Linked DNA regions of Homo sapiens: region 2 is linked to region 1. The links are chromatin loops, found by intact Hi-C in ENCODE. Cell type or tissue: B cell. All regions are shown on one strand. Each heading gives the region's core, and the rest is flanking DNA. Links, peaks and the distances in the headings are about the cores only.

Region 1 (2,816 bases), core at 154-2,653:
GTGAAATTACTTGTAGAGAAAAATACAAAAACATAATTTTTTCCACACACTCATTTGCATTTATAGCAAGGGAAGATTTTCCCCCATCCCTTACCCCCACCACACCACATCAACACACATACACAGACACACATACTTTGACTAAATATCCAAAGTGATTTTTAGCAACTTACAATGTATAGATTTAGTAAACAACAATTACAAACAATGAATTTATTTCCTTCATTTCTTTTTAGTACATTCCAGACTTTGTTTTTAATCTTTAATTATTGCTCCCTTAAGAAAAGTGATCCCACATTTCATTTACATATTGTGCCATTTCTCAGTAAATATAAGGGAATCTTGCCGTACAAGTCTATTGCTTTTCTTTTCATTGGTCTTTCTTAAACCAAGCAACATGAATTCTAATTATTTTATCCACTAAGAAATGAGAAATTTAAATCAATGCCTTTAAACATAGGACTACATGAGGCTTTTAGATCATTAGACGAAACTAAATGCAATACTTAAATAACTGAGTTTACAGATACTGCCAGAATTTTACTGCTACCATTTCTATTCGCTTTTGCTGTTTTTAAAAATAATAATACCAGGGTGTTTGGTGAAGTATAGATGACCCTTAGTGTACCTGAGTCAGTGTCAAATATCCAGTTTTCTCTGGAGCTTCTTGTGTGGTCACCTATAATTGCTATTCAAAGACCCACAGGACAAGCTTCCATGTCCAAAATGTACTCATTCTACAATTTGACCCTTCAAGGTGCTATAAAAACATAAATATATTTCTTTAGAGAAACTCTCTGCTGCAGCATGGTCCTTTGAAACCGTCCAATTTGCTCTGTGATTCCTGCTGAGATATGCATTACATCATGGTCTATTTTTAGCTTGTTACATTAATCAAAACCTATCCCACTTATTAAACAGCTTCCTGCAGCTCAGGCATTTGAAATGCAGAGTGCCAGCAAGCAGCTGCCAAACACCATGAAGGAAAGAGGTGGGCTAGGTTGGAGTAATGTACAAATTGAATTTCAAGTGACTGAGCAGCCTCTTTATCTCTTGGTGACACAACCAGGGGCTGTAGCGGTGTTCTTAAAGGAAATGAAACCCAGAGCCATGGTTCACTCATGGGGTGGTTACCATGGCCCTGCCCAGCAGTCTTTCCGGAACTGCTGATGAGTGTGACCTTTGCAAAAATGCACAAAGCCTTGATTTCTGCATGGTTAACCTTTACAAGCCAGAACCCCTCTGTGAAACCTACCCACACCAGAGGGAAGCTTCAGAATCAAAACAGACACATACACATTTTATGAAAGAGCAACTACAAATACACACATGCACACACATATTCTCAGAGGATGAAGACATTGAACGCATTTTCAATTATTCTCTCAACTGTGTTTTTTCAAGCATTTACATTTGTCTTCCTCTGGAGCAAGAAAGTGCCAGTACTCGGTGCAGTGTCAACCCTGTACTTAAACTCATTTGCTGCACTTCAGAATGGCCTTGATCGGAATTGGTAGTGGGAATGGAAATTACATATTTTCAGGATTTGCTAAGAGTCACCTAGACCATTTGCTCACAGTTAAATAATGACCCAGTGTGCATGGTGAGAAGGAGTGGATATTAAATTAATAGCCTCGATTTCCACCACTGATCAAACCAGGAAAACCATTTTGATTTGATAGTGTATCTCAAACGTGTTCTTTATTCCAAATGTATTGAATGTTCACTGTAAGGGTAGGAAGCTCAGAGCATTATGAAGGTGACTATAGCAATATTCTTTACCTGTTATAATGACAAATTAAACTTTTTTCCCATGGCTTCTTCCTGTTTTTAATAGCATTTTGTTTTCAAGCAAATCTAATTTTTCTCATTATTAATATATTGATTCACATAGCATTCATTATTTAAAAAGCTATTTACACAAGCTAACCTAGTCCTTTTTTAATATCTAGTTCTAGTAATATAGTAGTATATCTTTTATATACTACTCTCATATGATTTGCCTAGCAAGGCTGTGATGTAATTAGAACAGGTTGTTATTATTATTGATGAAAATACTAAAGTCCTAAGAGATTAAAGAGCATGTCAAAGGTCAACACAGCAAATCACTAGTAACCCTGGAAGGCTAACCTCTCTTTTCTGTAATTTCTCTGAATAATGAGGGATATGGCAATAGGGATATGGGGAAACCAGTGATTTCAAAAGACACTTTGATTCACCTTTATAGAGTCTCAATCTACAACTTTCTGTTTACCATACTCGCTTAAAAATCCTTGTCAAAGTGCAGGAAACCCCTGATCTGCAAATACCCAGCTTAGAAATGATCCAGCCATCCAGACATCAGCCTCCTTGCTGTCTTTTTACTGTCAACTGATCAACTGTGGGGAAATGATGTGGGCGGGAGGTGGCGGACAAACTTCAAGAGACACAGTTTAGAAGCCAGTGGAGAAAAAAGTGGGAGAGAGGGTTCACCACAGAAGAATAAAGAAAGAGCAGATAATCTCTAAATACATTCACTTTTTGATTCATTTAGTCATCCACGTGGGGTTAGGCTGTAAAGTTGCCACAAGACAGTGAAATTCACAAACCCCTTTTTAGTTCTGGTGCTTGAGGCACTGTGCTAAGTGCTGGGAATACAGATCCAAGATCTGTCTACAAATAATTCTAAGCGAAGACGGGGTGTGAAGAATTGTATGGGAAAAGTACAAGGCAAATTAGAACACCACGTTTGGAAGGTTTATTTCTGGCTGAGGCAACCAGGGAAGGTTTTGTGTCCAGTGATGGGTCCATGATGGATGAGCTGGGCTCTGTCAAAC
Region 2 (2,816 bases), core at 246-2,745, 200 kb before region 1:
AAGACATACTAACACTAGGATTGGCGCCAACTCTGATATTAACTAGCTTATGACCCTGGAGAGTCATTCAACCTCTCTGAGGCCCATTTTCCTCAACTAGAAAACACATTCCTGGCCAGGTGTAGTGGCTCACACTTGTAATCCCAACATTGTGGGAGCTCCAAGAAGGAGTATCACTTCAGGCTGGGAGTTGGAGACCAGCCTGAGCAACACAGCAAGACCCCCATCCCTATAAAAAAGTATTTAAAAATTAGCCAGGCATGGTGGCATGCGAGTAGTCCCAGATACTCGAGAGGCTGAGGTGGGAGGAACAACTGAGCCCAAGAATTCAAGGCAGCAGTGAGCTATGATCATGCCATGGCGCTACAGCCTGGGCAACAAAGCAAGCCCCTGTCCCTTAAAAACAACAACAACAGCAACAACAAATGCACTTTTCAGCCGCCTAATATTGATGACATATCCTATCACAACAGCTTCTAGACTAAATCCTTATTTCAACATAACTCCATCTATAGATATATTTGCATGCAGAAACACACACACACCCCTCTCTCTCTCTCTCATATTTATGTAATTTCCAAGTTCAAATTTCTATGGAATCTGGATGCCTTGAGGGGAGAAGCCAGAGTACTCTGGGCCTACTTGTAAGTTAATTGTGTTTGTTACCATTAACACAATTCAAATGTAACATGAAAGTTGAACTGATATTTATAGCAAGAACTTTTGAGTCCAGTTCAACATGTTTTAAAATGAGAAAGCTAAGGTTCAGAGAGTTTGACTATAAATATACACTTAATCATAAATAGCACTCCGATGTGATAATAGTCTTTAGACTATTTAAGGCTTTTAAGGCTTAAACCTGACAGTTACTATTGTTTTGAGGTTCACATCTTTGACTTGCACAAGTGAATTTCTTCGTTTCTTCACTGTAGTATCGGCTTCTCATGGTGGCTCAGAACTGCCACTCCCATAGGTACCAGACCAGCACTACCAGTGAGAGGAGAACCAAATGAGAGGAGAATCGCAGTTTCTCCCCATTCACTGTGAGATGTCGGGATTGGGGAGGAGGTGGAGCACAAAGTCTCCCCGTGTGGTCTACCATAGGCCCCTCTTCCTTAGAGGTCGCCAGCAAGAACAGGATTTGCAGGTGGGGATTACAGCCACTCCCAGAGGTGTTTTTATTTGGCAGGTATGTTACTTTTTAAAACATTCCAGTTTTTTTTAGCAACACTTTAATAAATTAGGAAAGAATTTAAATTTCTCCTATTTCGTAAAATAATTATTGGATTATGTGCTCTCCTGGGCCCACATTCCTCATGGCATCAACTGACAGAACTGAGCTTCACTGCAGCCTTGCCACGTGACTTGCCCAACCAGAGAATGCTGGAGTTTGTGCTTCCACCCTCTGCCTGAAACAATCACAGAATGTCGCCTAGCCCAACCTACTCAGTCGAGAGAAAACTGTGGCCCATATTTGTACAAGTGTAATAAGCTGTCTCTAGTGGCAGCCTAGGTACACATAAAACGATGGCATCCCACAAGCAGAAAATTGACAGGAGTTCAACATACACTGGGAAACAGAAGAAGGGTGGAAGGGAAGTAATTCAAAGAGTGTGGCCAATTCTTTCTGCTAGGTAAGAATTTCCCCCCAAAAGGTTTCAGTTCTCTTGTGTATCTCAGTGTCAAACGTGAAGTCACATGTATCATATGTAAAGGAGGATTTTAAAGCATTTTCAGTAGTTATTTTTGCCTTATACAAAAGATCAACTCCACTGCACCCTGGTTTCTCAGGTCAGTGATCCATACACTGAACCATAATTTCTTCAGCCAATGAAGGTCATTAAGGCAGAGGGTGGCAACAGTTTCCACAAGGACTCCCTCCAGTGAGGAGGCAGCATACCAGGACTTGAACCTCTGGTTCTGTTAGCAGACAGAATTGGGTTCAAATGCTGACCCTGTCAGTACTTGCTGTGTGGAACCCTGAGCAAGTTACCGCGCTTCTCTTCTCTAAGACTCAGTGTCTAGTTCTAAGAAATGGGAGTAATAATAACAATTACCCCCACAAGCGTTGCAGTGAAGACTCAGTGAGATAATCCGTGCAAAGTGAATGCTCAGCATAGTGCTTAGGTCAGTAAACACTGGCTTAAAAGTCCCTGGTCTGATATTATAGTTCCCTAACCCTGCACCCAACCTTCCAAAGCTCCTTTTTATATCCTACTATATTTAACATAAATCTATAATCCCCTCCAAATGCATGGTTAAGTGCAATTAAAGTATGTTAAAAATACAAGAAAGGGGGCTTAACCTTGAGAAGCTCAGCCTGGGGAAATACTGCTTCTTTCATACACTGACATCTGGCAGCAGTCAACTGGCTTAACCCACCTCCATTTTACAATTTTATGGCAATGATGGGATCACCATGAAGGCCCTGATGAGTCCCGTACTACTACAGAATCTCCTCCTCCTAATCTCTAGTTGCAGCTTTTTCTCATGCACTGCTGCCCTAACAGTCAGCTCACCTCAACTCTTATCACACATCCACCCAATAATTACTACACACCTGCCATTTGCCAGGCACCGTGCAACCTGCTAGAACAAGAGTGGCCCAAACAGACCAGGTCCCTGCCCTTCTGGACTGACTGTGTAGTGGGCAAGACTGTGACACTGGTCAGATAATCATACAAATATAGCAAAATTACAAGGATAATTGTAGAACTACAACCAAAGGAACTTTCATGGTGGCCTGAGAGCAAAAAGTAGCGTGTTAATGGAAGACAGGGTGGGGCAGGGATCTGTCTTCACTGGGGGTTGGAATC

The links. A loop is a pair of places that touch in the nucleus more often than their neighbours do. Peaks named below come from ENCODE experiments on the same cell type or tissue, not always from the same donor. Only the 100,000 strongest peaks of a DNase experiment are listed, where the experiment ranks them.
Region 2: it touches region 1 in a loop (10-fold over the local background); 2 of 110 quality-filtered maps call a loop at or near these places.

Annotation. Positions count from the first base shown.
Region 1 is chr5:124,901,357-124,904,172 of GRCh38, forward strand. No RefSeq gene overlaps it. Among named protein-coding and RNA genes, the nearest start is that of ZNF608, 160 kb to the left of the region's middle. In B cell, for the core only: no CTCF peak of the experiment used is centred there; a DNase peak (open chromatin) is centred at 1,125; H3K4me3 peaks cover 872 bases; H3K27ac peaks cover 1,417 bases.
Region 2 is chr5:124,703,371-124,706,186 of GRCh38, forward strand. All of the region lies in intron 2 of ZNF608 (zinc finger protein 608), which reads right to left. Among named protein-coding and RNA genes, the nearest start is that of ZNF608, 42 kb to the right of the region's middle. In B cell, for the core only: no CTCF peak of the experiment used is centred there; a DNase peak (open chromatin) is centred at 1,661; H3K4me3 peaks cover 1,442 bases; H3K27ac peaks cover 1,086 bases; H3K27me3 peaks cover 333 bases.